2 separate regions of the Homo sapiens genome follow, and region 1 is linked to region 2. The links are chromatin contacts, found by Hi-C or POLR2A ChIA-PET in ENCODE. All regions are on one chromosome and are shown on one strand. The core of a region is the stretch at or near the end of the contact, and the rest is flanking DNA. Distances in the headings are between cores, read along the strand shown. Region 1 overlaps TENM4 (teneurin transmembrane protein 4). Region 2 overlaps TENM4 (teneurin transmembrane protein 4).

What was found. A loop is a pair of places that touch in the nucleus more often than their neighbours do. ChIA-PET counts read pairs that join two places held with the same protein, here RNA polymerase II (POLR2A). Pooled maps may share reads with other maps.
Region 1: a loop to region 2 is called in a map of endothelial cell of umbilical vein, with 6 times the contacts of the local background. The contact joins two enhancer-like sites. A Hi-C loop is called at or near these places in 1 of 168 maps with a recorded cell type or tissue (endothelial cell of umbilical vein) and 1 of 50 pooled maps. POLR2A ChIA-PET finds 5 or more read pairs at or near these places in 2 of 52 experiments (AG04449 and OCI-LY7).

The regions. Positions count from the first base shown.
Region 1 is chr11:79,085,371-79,092,273 of GRCh38, forward strand. The region is part of intron 4 of TENM4 (teneurin transmembrane protein 4); the gene reads right to left. Among named protein-coding and RNA genes, the nearest start is that of TENM4-AS1, 4.5 kb to the right of the region's middle. RefSeq lists an enhancer at 1,702-2,424. Within about 2 kb of position 1,966, at least 2 of the 41 ENCODE cell types and tissues checked have a DNase peak (open chromatin) inside an H3K27ac peak, as active enhancers do; they include endothelial cell of umbilical vein, where a contact is called at or near this core.
Region 2 is chr11:79,016,866-79,024,252 of GRCh38, forward strand. The region is part of intron 6 of TENM4 (teneurin transmembrane protein 4); the gene reads right to left. Among named protein-coding and RNA genes, the nearest start is that of TENM4-AS1, 73 kb to the right of the region's middle. Within about 2 kb of position 1,691, at least 4 of the 41 ENCODE cell types and tissues checked have a DNase peak (open chromatin) inside an H3K27ac peak, as active enhancers do; they include endothelial cell of umbilical vein, where a contact is called at or near this core.

The DNA.
Region 1 (6,903 bases), core at 716-3,215, 69 kb after region 2:
TGTCTCAAAAAAAAAAAAGGGGGGTTTTTTTTTTGGGTCAGGCTTTTTTGAGTCAGGCAGACCTTGATTTGAACCCTGAATCTCTTACATACTTCTCGTACAACTTTGGATGATAAACTCTCTAAGCCTCAATTTCCTTATCTGTAAAATGGGGATAGTATATACCACCTTACAGGGTTGTCTTGAGGCTCAAATGAGGTGATGCATAGAAAGGCTCAATCCTATGCTTGGCACTTAATAAAGACTCAGTCAATAGGTGTAAATGTTGCCTTGTTATCCAGGAGAAGTATTTATTTGCCTTCCCCTGATTCAGTCCTCACTCACGTTGTCTCCATCCTGGCCATTCTTCTCTGAAAAAGTTTCTTTTGGCTAATGTAAAACACCAAGGTTGAAAATTGAAGTCAGATGCAGTCTTATTACCTGAAACTGCTCTGCATATACCCATAACCCCACACTTTACATGCTGTTTTGGCCAATTGCTTGCCACTTATTTCCTGTGTAATGTCACTTTTCCTTAATAAGGTAGCAAGCTGCTCAGATTCATATTGACCGACCAATTCTTAAACATCTACTATGTACAGTCACCAATATTCATACAAACACCACAAGCACAGCATCCTGTATTTATTACTAAGTCACCAGAACGACTCTGGAAGTGAGGCATGATGGTAGACTGCCATACTAATGGCTCCCAAGGAATCATACCTCCCTGTTTCCAAACTCTTGTGTAGTCCCCCACACTAACTCTGGGGTTGGCCACATGACTTGCATTGGCCAGTGGGCCAAGCGGATATTAGCAAACTTGAATCAGAGGCATGAAAAACACTTGAGCCTTTGGGATTGCCTTCTCCCCCTGCTTTTGGAAAACAGCTGTCATATAAAGAGGCCCAGGCTAGCCTACTTGTTGCTGGAGCCACAGGGCTGAGCCAACCAACACCCGGTAGATTATAGCCACACAGGTGAACCCAGGGGAGACTAGCTGAACCACCTAGCTTTGCCCAGCCCAAATAACTGACTCTTGGAAACAGGAACCAACATGCAGTCATTTTAAGCCACTGCATTTTAGGGTGATATGTTATATAGCAAAGGCTGGCTGACATAGGTATTTTTATAATTCCCATATTACTGGGGAGGAAACTGAGGATCAGATCATTAAGGTATTTTAAAAATAAGAGGAACTGGGTCAGGTCTGGTGGCTCATGCCTGTAATCCCAGCACTTTGGGAGGCTGAGGCGGGCAGATCACTTGAGGTCAGGAGTTTAAGACCAGCCTGGCCAACATGGTGAAACCTCATCTCTACTAAAAATAGAAAAATTAGCTGGGTGTGGTGGCTTATGCCTGTAGTCCCAGCTGCTTGGGAAGCTGAGGCAGTGGGATCGCTTGAACCTGAAAGGCGGAGGTTGCAGTGAGCCAGGATCATTCCATTGCACTCCAGCCTGGGTGACAGAGCAAGACTCTGTCTCGCAAAAAAAAAAAAAAAAAAGGAAATATTACGAGGGTAATAAGGATAATGCTGCCTAGTGTTTAAATAGTACTTTAGAACTTATACATTTCTAACACATTTTAATGTGATTTAATCTACCATTCTGTACCTTTTTTTGATAACTTACCAAAATTATATTTAAGTAGTTGCTTAATTATATGCTCTAAGCTCTACAGAGTTGGGAACTGTGTCTCTCTTGTTCGGCATAAAACCCAAGCTTCTGTCCTTGCAAATGTAGGCACTTAATAAATAATGGCTAATTGAACAAATGAACAAATGTTTCTGAGTAGCTATGATCCTGTATTAAATAAAGAACTGAAGCTTAGAGAGGCAAAGTGCCTTGTTTCCAAGTCACACAGCTAGCAAAAAGCAGGAACCAGGACTCAGATAAAGCCCAATTCTTTTGACTCTGAGTGCAGAGGTATGTCCTTAAATTTTCCATGCATTCCGAGGGTGAGACAGACAAGGAAATGATTAACTACCCCCCAGTTAGAAGGGAATGTCGTTGGATGAATTCCATATGTTTGAGGAATGCCAGTCCCCATGCTGAGAGGATTCTGATCAAACCAAGCTCCCCGCTGGAGCAGAAACATGCTGCATGGGAATCCTATTGCTTGGGATCAGAGATCGCTGTTAGCACAAGTCCTGCATGAACTTGTACCATCCAGCCTCAAATCCCTACAAGGCTTCCAAATCAAACAAAAAACCATCTAACAAACACAGAAGCGCTGAAAAGATCTGTCCTCGGCCCTGGGCCCAGTCGCATGTTCCTTAGTGAGGGATCGAGGGATGTTAGCTCTGAGCTCTGCATTCTCCTGTTTCAGATGCCCCCTTCCCTTTACAAGGTCCTTCCTGCAGCTCACTGTACAGAGGTGACATTCTCAGAATGTCCTTAATCACTCTGCACTGGGGGTGAAGGAGGGGCCCCTGACTCTAGCTGAGGAGGCCCTGTTTGCCTTCCTAGCAGTCACCAGGGTATACAGGACAAATGCTGTGCTCCTCTACAGCCTCCAGGCTGCACACGCACTACAGTGGGCTCTTGTGGGCTGAGCAGAGCCTCCCTCAGCAACTGTGGCTGCCTCTCTACCTTCCAGGAGGGCCCCAGGCTGTTCTTTCCGTGGGGAAGCTCTGGCCCTTGGCCCCGCAGCTGGCTAATGTTACACCTGGGTCACTGGAGTCTGGCTTCCCAGGGCCCGATCCTCACTTTGTTCTCTTGATTGTAGTTCTAAATTTGTTTTCATTAAGACACTCTGCCTGTCACTCCATCGGTTCTGCTTTTATGGGTCTTTAATCTCAGTTGTGAAATGTACCAGTCTTGGAGGCTCCTCCAGCTGGAGTGGGGCTGCTTGCTCTCTCCAGGGCTGAAACCCAGAGGGTGATGGTATCTAGGGCCCAGCCTGGCCTCTGCTGGCCGGCAATGGTCCAGATTGTCTAGTATGGTGTTTCTAATGGAAAGCTCCTTCACATCTCATGTCACTGAGACCCTGTATTGCGGGGAGACAGGGAGGGTGAAGGTCATCACCATCTGAACCTCACAGAGGAAGACATTCCTGTTAGAAAGAAAGGGGTGCATAGCAGCCCAGACATTGGCTCTGCAGTCAGGAAGCCAAGGTTCGACTCCCAGCTCTGTGCGCCCCAGCTGTGTGCCAGGCACAATTCACTTAACCTCTTTATTCCTCTATATCATCTTTGAAGTGGAGATAATTGACCTACCCAATAGGGTTGTTGGGGGGACTGAGTGAGTTAGAAGGAGCTTAGAACAGGCTTCGCACTTGGCTGTTTATTATGACTACTATTGCTAAGTATTATCAAGTATTTAATACTTCACTCCGGCCCAGATGCAGTTCTGGATTTCTCCGGCCCATTCACACTATTGCATTAAGACGAATGTTCCTGTTCAGCATTATTTGTTTATTCAGTCATCACTGAACAAATATGTACTAGAAACCTACTATAGGCCCCATCTGTGCTGGGATTGAAGGTGACAAGGGTTTGGTTCTTGTCCTAGAAAGACAGAGCAGGCACCAGTTTTGAGCAGGTATGTTGCAGTTTGAATCTCAGCCCTGCATAGCCATCCCAGGCCTCACTTTCCTCATCTGTAAGATGGTCAGTTGTTTATATCCCTGCCATCCTGCCTCTCCTGCAGACCCACATGGTCATCTGGGGGTCTGGAGCGGGAAAATGTGATGGAGCCTTCCCAGACAAAGCCCTGGTCTTCCTCCAGCTCTGGCCAGCAGGGAGGAGAGGAGAGCAATCCTTGAAACAATTACCTTGGGTCACTGTGCAGGCCTGTGCTCTCTGGGAAACCTGAACCACCTTCAAAGGGAGGGTTTTAATTGGCTTAGACTCTGTGCCTGCTCCAAGGGAGCATCACAAAGGGGATTAGCCCCCAAGAGGGCCAGGCCCCACAACAGGCTAGATGGCTGGAAACTGGCCCTTTTTGCCTCGACCTTCCCAAGTTGTGCCTGCTTTGGCCTGCTAGCTTCCTTCTCCTCCCATTCCACGAGCGCAAGGAAAGGGTGTTCAAGTCAGAGCCTGGTGCTAAACAGGAAACAGGAAGGGCCCAGAGAATGATTTTTAGCATAATCTAAAAGAAAGAGTCTGGGCTTATAATTTGGTCTATAGCAAGTAATTGGATCTACCTCACCAGAGGGAAGTGCCCAGTCCTTACCTGGACCTGGCACTTCATGATGTACACAGCACTGCCAATCACACTGCCCCAGCTAACCCAAAGAAGCAGGTTTCATATCCTCATCCCAATGGTTCAGTGAGCGAATAGCAAGTAGTATCCTTGCTACTTAATGTTTGGCCCACAGACTAGTAGCATTCCAATGGCCGCAGGCAAGAGTGTGGGGTCTGGCTCAAGAGAGCTGACTTTGAGACCTGGCTTTGTGATGCTAGACGAATGACACTAATACACCAATAACAAGTACACACAGTGGTTCTCATTTGCTGGGCTCCCACTAGGTGTCTGGTGATATTTGTGTGCTGTTGTGTTGCCATTTTATAGAAACTGAGAATCACAGAGGGCAAGGATTTGCTCTACATCACAGCACTTCTTAAGGGAGCTGAGATTCAAAGCCCCACACAGAGAGCCTCCATTTTTTTAGCTATATCATGGAGGTGATAAAGGTCAGCTACATTTAGATGGAAATGTCACAGGGGCAGGCAGATGTGGCTTTGAAGCTGTGAAGCACTATACAAATATATGTTTTTCTTGTTGAGGAAATTAAGCCTGCACCAGGAGAAGTGACTTGTCCAAGGTCACCTAGCTGGCAAGGAGCAGAGCTCGGACTCTACTACAGTGTTCTGATGCCCAATGTCCCTTCCACAAGGCTGCAGCTGCCGTCTGCAAGAGGATTTCCCTGGTGCAGGACAAGGGCTATGAATCTGCAGGAGCAATCAGGCTGATGTTATTTAAATACTTGGCTATTTGAAAAATATAACAACAGGCAGTTGAGAATAAATGCCAAACCTCTAATTGGTTACAAACACCACCTGAGGGCACAGATATTTGTCAGCGTGACTGATGCTTCCTGCTTAAATGCAACATGCAGACACCCGTGCAGAAGAAAGGCAGGTGGCGAGCTGCCTATGGCAGCAAGTGAAGAGGGCTGCACTGTTGAGAAGGCATGGCTTGCATCTGGCAACTCATTCGTTCTGCATTGCATTCCACTGAAGGGAGAGTTGTTACACTCCTGTTACTGATGAGAAGCCAAGGCACAGAGACGCTCAGGACTTAGCCAAAGTTGTATAGTCAGTAAGTGCCTGGGCTGGGATTTGAACCCCGAACTCCATCCCCTGTGCGCCTCTGCCTCCCATACTACTTTTGGCACTTAAGAGGTAAGAGGTAACATGTTTGGGGTTTTGGGAACTCAAGCCCTGGCCTTGGGACTTGGTGGCTCACCACTCCATCTCTGCCCATCATCCTTTCCTAAGTTCCCTATTCAACCGACGTCCCTGTGTTGGGCATGAGGCTGCCAAGATGGGTCTTTTATGGTCCTATCTTGTGGGACTTCACTGTTTAGTGGGAGAAACTGAGCCAGAAACAGATAATCCCCATCCCAGATCCTGCTGAAGGGCTGCCTCCCTCACCCATTCTGGGGTTGTGGGGGAGTCAGGCTGGCTTTTTGGGGTGGCTGATACTTGTGAGAGTCTGGAGGTACAGTGGGAAATGTCAGACGCTGGCAGTCAGGAGAAAGGGGAAGGAGTAGGTTGTTAGGTTTCAGAGCTCTTACTCCCGGTCCAGCCTAGGCGCTTACTTATTTTTTATGTGATTCACATATTGGGCTTCCATTTCGAGTTTCATTTAAGCAATCAGATCTTTGTCTAAAAACAAGCTAGAAAAACCACTGCCTTAAGACCTATTCTCTATTTGGACTGGCCTGAATGAATGATTTATAAAGTATCAGCTTGTCAGCCTGGGATAACTTGATTCATTCATTCTTCCTGTTTTCTCATTTAAGAAGTCCGTCATAAATGGCTAATTTATTCCTTTTACATATATCTATTGATTATCTGTTATGAGCCAGACACCATTCTAGGTGTTGGAGATATAAAAAAAAATAAATCTCTCATCCTGCCTGCATTCCTCTACCCTGCGGAGGAAGCTTCTTTGCAGTCTTCAGCGTAATTTTTCTAAAAAGCAAATCAGACCACAATCCTGTCCCTGCTCAGAACCTTAAATGGTTCTCTACTGCCTAAAGTCTTGCTACTCAAGGGGTGACACATAGACTAGTAGCATCAGCATTACTATGCTTGTTAAAAATACAGAATCACAGGCTCTCCCCAAGACCTACTCAATCAGAATCTGCAATTAGATCCCCAGGTGACTCCTATGACACTGAGGTCTGAAAAACATGGGACTGCAGGATGCCAACACAGACCTTCACATCCTCACACCTGATGTGACCTCTCCTATTTCATCTCCACCCTCTTTTTTCAAATATACTTAGTGCCACTCTGGCCTGCACACCTGTCATCTCCTGCATCCAAACCTTTGTACGCATGCTGCCCTCCCCTAGAATAACCTTCCCCTCATGGCTGCCAGCTGTAATTCCTTCCTAACTTGGGAGTCACGCTTAAATCCTCCAGGAGCTTCCTTAGATGCCCTCCCACATGCCCCCTGACTTCATCGCCTCATCATCCCTCACTTCCCCAACCCAGTGCTCCTGGATTCTGTTGGAGAGCTCAGTGCTCTGCAATTTGTCTATTATTTAGGTGGGTGTTGGTCTCATTCAAAATATGGTGAGCCCTGGAGGCAAGGGGCAGGCCTTTTTTTCTTTACATCCCTCCATTCCAACTCCATCTCTGCTGCCAGGCACTGGGGATGCAGATGGGATTTAGAGCCTGCCTTGGGGAGCGCCCAGTCTGGTGGGGCAGACTGACTTTCAAAGTAATGAGTGTACGTACATGTTCTT
Region 2 (7,387 bases), core at 441-2,940:
TAGACAAACCTTGGTTTGAATCCTTTCAACACTTACTTGCTGGGTGACTTTTTGTATGTTACTTTACCTCTCTGACCTTGAGATGCCTCATCTGTAAAGGAGGGACTATAAGACCTATCTCCCAGAGTTGTCATGAGGCTCAATGTGATGTTTATAGATACATAGCATGGTTCCTGGCACAGAGTCAATTTCCAGTGGAACTATAATTATCATTAAGTGGGCTGCATTGAGGTCAGGTGACGAGAATGATGGAGGAGATCAATTTTTTTCTGCTGTGAGCAGAGCAGCCCACCTTTGGTGGGTCAATTGGCCAGCTCTGGGCCTCACACATTCAGAAAGTTGCAAACAGGATCAGTTTAGACATCACACTCTGTGAGGAATGGCTGAAGGAATAGTCTAGATAAAAGAGGCGGAGGCTGGAGGAAGTGGGGTAGGTGGGAGTTTAGTCTCTGCTTTTACATTTCTGCAGGGCTTTTCCAGGGAAGAAATGGCCTTGTTCCAAAGGTGGTGAGAAGAGTGGGTGGCTACTGTCCTGGATACCAGGAAGCAAGTTCTGATGCAGGGCACAGAAGACCTGTTTAGTATGCAACCTCTGAATTTTAAAAAAGGGAAAAAGGCAAAAATATAGACTTCTATTTGCAGAAAGAAACCCTGAGAGGATACACAAAAAAACAAAAAGTGGTTATCTATGGGAAGGGGATAAGGGATGTTGGGAATGGTGGGGGGAGAAGTGGAACTAATACTTTGTAACTACATAGCACTTTATGTTGTTTAACTTTTAAGCCAAGTGAGCATATTACACATTCAAGATATTAAATTAAAAATATAATTGAGGCAAACCTGCAAGCAAGCAGGCAGAAGGCAGGCAGGAAGGAAAGTACATTCTGAGTCTGTGCTCTTGAAATGCGGCACAGGCTGCTTAGGGAGCAGGTCCAGCCTCATGGGCACAGGCCCTGTGTACAGGGCTCAGGCTCAGAAGGGCCTCATCCTTGATTCTAATGCTCTACTGTCACTGTCTTGAAATTCTTAAGTCTTTGAATGTGGAGTCCTGCATTTTCATTTTACACTGGGTTCCACAAATGATGTTAACAGGTCCTGCTGGAGAGGAAAGGTGGTCCTCCCACTTGGGGATGTAAGCTGGGGCTGGAAAACCATTTGGCTGCCTGCTGTGGGATAGTCTCAAGCTGGGGAGGAGGGCTGGGGGATGAGGGCTGGGGGATGAAGCCACTTCTCCATCTGAAATAAAATCTTGTTGCCCAACTGAATGCAAGGACCTCTTAATCCTAGATGTTTGTTACCCTGGAACCCTGAGGCTGGGATGACCACATGTTCCAGTTGGCCCAGGATGATACTGGTTTGTGCCTGTTCTTCCAGTGTAATTATTAGCAGCGATCCCATTCATTCTGAGCCATGTCCTGGTTTGAACAACATATTATCTGGCTACCCTAACCTGAGGTTCTCTTGCCAGCAGCTGGCTCCTTGGTCTGATAGGCCAGGGGTAATCTCATTTCTCTGGGCTGCTTAAGGATCAAGGTTGCTTCCTGGCTCCTGTCCACTATCTCCAGAACCTCCACTCTCACACACATGCACACACACACACACATCCCCCCACACACATCCCTACCCCACATGCCTGGCCTAGCTCACCAGTAAGCTGATTATTTATAATGTGGCAGAAGATAGTTTTAAGATAAAGAAATGGAACTTGGGCCTGATTGAAACAATGTGTGCTTATCTCTGTCTCGGTAGGAAAGAGTGGTCAGAGAGAGATTACTCAGAAGAGGTTTACTTACTTCCCGGAGACCTCTCCCCCACGCTTATTTTCAGAATGGGTTTAATATGTGCATTGTGATTTGAGCCAGGCAGGGAGGGAGAAATGGAAGTGATTCACTCTGGCCATGCTGATCTACATGTTATTCACTGACATTTTTTTAGCCAGACTTTTAAATGAGCAGTCTTAGAATGATAGGGCTGGCAAAGATTATTAAGATTATTTTAGAGATGAGCTAGTACAACTTATTCATTTCACAGAGGGGAAAGCTGAGGACCAGAGAGGAGAGGAGGCTTGCTCCACAGTCTTACAGCTTGGAGCCTTGGCTCCCAGCCCCTCCACCCACCCTCCATCTCTTGGGTTTCTTCTGGGGGACTCCCTATTCCATGGTAGTGGTTTGAATGTCCACTCATGGGGAAGCGAAGCAAAGACTCTACAAAAAATACCCAGAGGCACTTCTGGACAACTAACTTCTCCTCCACACTTCCATGCCTCTGTGAAAGCCACTCCTTCACATGAAATGACATTGCCTGTTTGTACTGAAGACAGTTAATTCCTCCAGGGCCTGGACCTATTACTAGTTTCCTGGAGCCTGGACCAGATCTAGGTAGAGGACGGCAGCAAGGCAGAAGAAAAGATGGAAGTTAGTGCAGCAGCATGGTCACTAACCTGAGCATCCCACTAGACCTTCATTCTCTTACTTCTTTGGGAATGGGGGAAGGAAAAATGGCTACAGTGGAGGTCACAGAGTAGAAGAGCCCATCCTCTCCAAAGCCCAACTCTTCTACCTCTATAACCACCCAGGGTGCCATTTCCCCTCAACTAGCCATAATAGCTGACTCTGCTGAAAAGGCAGAATCATTGTCCCTATCTTTCAGGTTTCTATTTGAATGTCATATCTTCCAGAAAGCCCTCTAAAAGCTAGTTCTTCCTTTACTTTGCTCTCTAAGTACTTTTCCCACATTCTAATTTATTATTTCAGTGAATATTTATTCATCACCCACTATGCACTGTGTTCTATACCATGTACAGGCTCTGTGCTAGAAGTTGAGGCTACAAAGGCAAATAAGATGCCATCATTATCTTCAAGTTTGCAGTCTTGTGAGAGGGGGGTTGAGGAAGTGGAGACACAGACACTATGACATTAGACAGTGAAATTAGAAGGCAGCATTGGGAGTTAAGGGAACATCCCCTCCAAGCAAGATTCCTAGGAGAAACAAGACTTGAATTGCATCTTGAAAGGTAAGCCTGGAGCCTGGGGGTGGGGAATAAAGGTGAAAGTGAAAGACAGGTGCCAAGGCCTTCAGGCACCTGAGTACCTGGTATTCTGTTGCTATTACTTTTCTCAATATCCCACCACCCTGCCAGCCTGTTAGCTTTGTGGAGACTGCCACGGCTCATTCATTTTCTTATCCCCACAATCCCTTGCCCTTTCCCAAAACTCATCACTTCTTTGTTAAATAGAACAGATCAACAATGGCTCTCGCTCAGGGTAAAACAAAGCTTCTTGTCTTCTGGCACAGATGATGTTAGTGTGTGTTACTGATCCAGAGAAATCAAGAGAGCCCCCTTGCTGGAGAGCAGGGCAGCTGGGACCAGCCTTAGCCATCAATTAACACTACTGCAAGATCAACACCGAACACTAATTTTGCAGACACAAAAAGCACTATTAGAAATTTATTTCCAAATGTTGAGCTCATGTCGCTAATTCTGTTTTAATATTAACTATCTCATTTGGCAATTCTATTTCAATAATGAAAAGGTTATCTCTACTGTAAGATAAATAATGAGGAAGACTCACTGGCTTTGACTTGATCATTCAAATTTATGTGTCATTGGAGCTGTATTCTCTATTATGACCCAACAAACTGATTAAATATCAGCCAAGCATGAACAATAGCTTGCAGCTCTAATTCCTCCTTCCCATCCCACCTCTGAAAGCCTTTAAACCCTGGAATGTAAATGCAATTTTTTTTTTCCTGGCATTAAAAAAAACATGAAAAAATTGTATTTTTGACTCTGTTGTCTACTGTTGCTGACAATGTTCAAACCACTTGGGCCTTATTTCTTGTCTGAGATCAGTGATCTATGGGGAAAGGTGTTTCCTAGTTGGGCAAAGGAATCATGGGGTCAGAGGCTTCTTCCTCTTCCCCTGAACTGCTCAGTTCAATTCAACCAACATCGCTGAGCACCTACTCTATGTCAAGCCCAGACCTAGACCTAAGGCCCTAAAGAGAATTCCATAGGGAAAGAAAAACAACTGTTGCTGAACACATGCCTTACTCTTTGGAGTCCCCACAGTACCCTCTGCAGCTGCACACCTAATAGAATGCACAGTGTTGAAATGCCCTTTCCTGAGTGCTTCAGGGATAGAGGATGTGCCTTATTCATCTTTGCATCCCTGCTGGGCCAGCTCAGAGCCTAGCATACAATAGACACTCAACAAATGTTTGGTGGATTTTAACGAATTGCCTGAAATTTTATATACCTTACTGAGTCCTCACAGCCAACCAGAAAGTGACTCTTTATTCTACCCAGCCCTCATCACAACTAAACTTGAGGGTTTCTAAGTCTCTTCTCAAGAATATAAGCATCTGAAAGCAGGAGCCATTTACCATTCATTCACGGGTTCTCAGGAAACTTTTGTTGGATGAATGGCCATGTCTTTTTCAGTGGTTCCTCTTCTATCTAGGACTAGTTTCCTACTGTTTGGGTTCCCTCAGGAGCTAACCCTAAAAAAAGGATTCAAATGCAAGTAGCATCTGAGAGTAAACTACTTATAGGCAAAGGAGTGGGGATGTGAGATAGGGAAGGGAAGGCCCCTAAGAATGGGTGTGTTGCAGAATTGTGCCATCAGATGGTGGGCGGGGGAGCTGGGGTATTTATATGCCTGCCCATCAGTTATTTGTTGGGGGCTGCTTCCAGGGGGTGTTCATACCTTTTCACTTCTGATCTGCTCCATGTATGGGCAAAGCTGCCTTTAGAGGCCAGAAAGAGCTTCAGGAGAAGAAAGTAGACTTGGAAGTTGGGCTGGCTGTACTGAAATGGTCATAGGGTATAAATGGGGTGCCCACTGCCACAGCTGCAGGTGAGTAATTGTGATCACATGATGATGTGGGATGCCTCCAGAACATTCAAAGGGAAAGTGAGACACTCATAGGTCTGGAGGTTAGATAAGAGGACATCAGAGATTCCTTACAGTACTAACATTCTAGAATGCCATGACTTCAGCATACTGGCTTTTAAAGTACAAATCACCTTCAGAAGAAAATCCCTTTGTCTTTGGGTTGAGCAAGTAAAAGACCCAGGGAGAGGTGTGTGTGTGGCATGAGGGTGGCAGAGGATACGCAGACAATTTGGCTCAATCGTGCTGTCTCTAGAGAAACCAAGGGACATTGATGGTGAGATAACCCATAGTCATGGAGAGATGGATGGCTTAAGTCCTAACATAAGCGTTAGGGAGGTCCAATCACCTTGCTGGCCTCCACCAAATAATCTGATGCTTTACCGACCACCTATTTCACATCAGGCACTGTGTTTCACTCTTCACATATATGAATTTGTATTATTTAATCTTCACAGCAACCTTGGAAGATGTTATAAAGATACCATTTTGCAGATGATGAAACTGAGGTTCAGAGAGGCCCAATAGTCGACACAAAACCAAGGTGGGAATGTGAATCTGTTTTTCATTCCGTGACCCTGTGGTGCCCTTCTCTACAGCTGTTCATCCACAGACCTTCAAAGGATGTGCCACCAGTCTCAGCTATGCAGTAAACAGTCCCGGCAAAGGATCTTTGTGCAGATTTGTGATTAAAGGCAAACAAGATAATGAGTCCCAGGACCAGGGGAGAGCAGTCCGCACTCTCATGCATTCCTCAATTCACATGGCCCTGGAAACCTTTCAGTGTGGCAGTGGCTGTGGCAATCACTCTGCCAACTGCAGAATAAAGGGTCCTGTCTGGAAATGCAATTATTTCCAAATAAAAGGTTTTTAAAAGACACACACGATAGCATTTTTGGTTTTCAGAAACTGATATACCAAATAAGGACAAAAATTAACTTTGTAAAAAATGAAGATGATGAAGACAATGAAGAGATGGTGATGATGATGATGGATGAAGATTGTGGTGATAAGCATGATGAATATATTGAGAAGGTGAAGATGATGAAGATGAAGATGGTGATGATGATGGTAGCAGCAACCACCATTTTCTGAGCACATAAATGTGCCACTCACTATGTTGGCTACTCTATAGACATTATCTCTAATTATTACAATAACCCTGTAAGACAAAGTTTAGCACCTCCATTTAACACATGAGAAACTGAAGCTCAGAGAAGTGAAGTAACCTGCCTGAGGTCACAACCTTAGGCATGAAAAAGGATTGACAGAGATTACTGCTTGAATTATTACTCCAAATCCTGTGCCTCTAACCACTAACATAACCACTTCATTTGTTTACTCCTTCATTTATTTAAAAAATTTATTCATCTATTGAATGAATGTTTACTTGGTCTCAGATATACCTATGATACCTGCTAGACCTTCCTAATCCCCATTTGTCAAGAAAATGCCACCACCCTCACATTAGGGATAAATGAAAATGAGGGTGAATTATATTCAAATCAAGGTTTATCAGCCTGGCGTGGTGGCTCATGCCTGTAATCCCAGCACTTTGGGAGGCTGAGGTGGGAGGATCACCTGAGGTCAGGAGTTCAAGACCAGCCTGGCCATCATGGCAAAACCCCGTCTCTACTAAAAAAATACAAAAATTAGCCGGGCGCAGTGGTGTGCACCTGTAATCCCAACTACTCAGGAGGCTGAGGCAGGAGAATCGCTTGAACCTGGGAGGTGGAGGTTGTGGTGAGCCAAGATCATGCCACTGCACTCCAGCCTGGGTGACAGAGAAAGGCTCTGTCTCAAAAAAAAAAAAAAAATCATGATGACTCTTTCTACAACTAGTGTGAAAAGAGCTATCAATTATTTTTCAGCTCCTATAAGCTAATGACAATTATCTGCTTCACTGTTAATTAATGTGGCAGTAAAAAGCTACATAGTAATTGGTTGATAAAGAGAAGCGTGTGCTCTAGGCAGAGGGCCCAGTGGACCAGGGTGGGTGGATACCAGGAAGAGCTCCTGAAGGCTCTTAGTGCTGGGCCAATACTGGGGAACAAACATGGCTGGACAGTTGGGCAGTACTCACTACCTGGCTATTCCCTGATGTGGCTTGATAGGCAGGGGTGGGCCTCATTCTTTGGCATTTACTAAGTGCCACTACCAGATACGATGGCACCTACCACGAAAGAAACATTAAGCATTGCTAGAACTATTTCACAGTTCAGAGAAGTTAAATAACTTCTTTAAGGTCATTCAGTTAGAAAGTAGGGGAATTAAGATTCAACCTGATCTATGAGGTTTGTAAGTTTTCCCTTAGAGTTGCCATAAATAGAGATATCCTTCCCATCCCCTGTGTAGTGGGAAGGACGAAGACAATGAACGACTTGGAGAAAGTTTGGAAAAGGTCTGGTGGCCAGGGTACCTGGCCCAGTTCCACCACTGACTTAGAATGTCCACCTGCCTGTAACACCTCTGTTGGCTGTGCCTCAGGATCT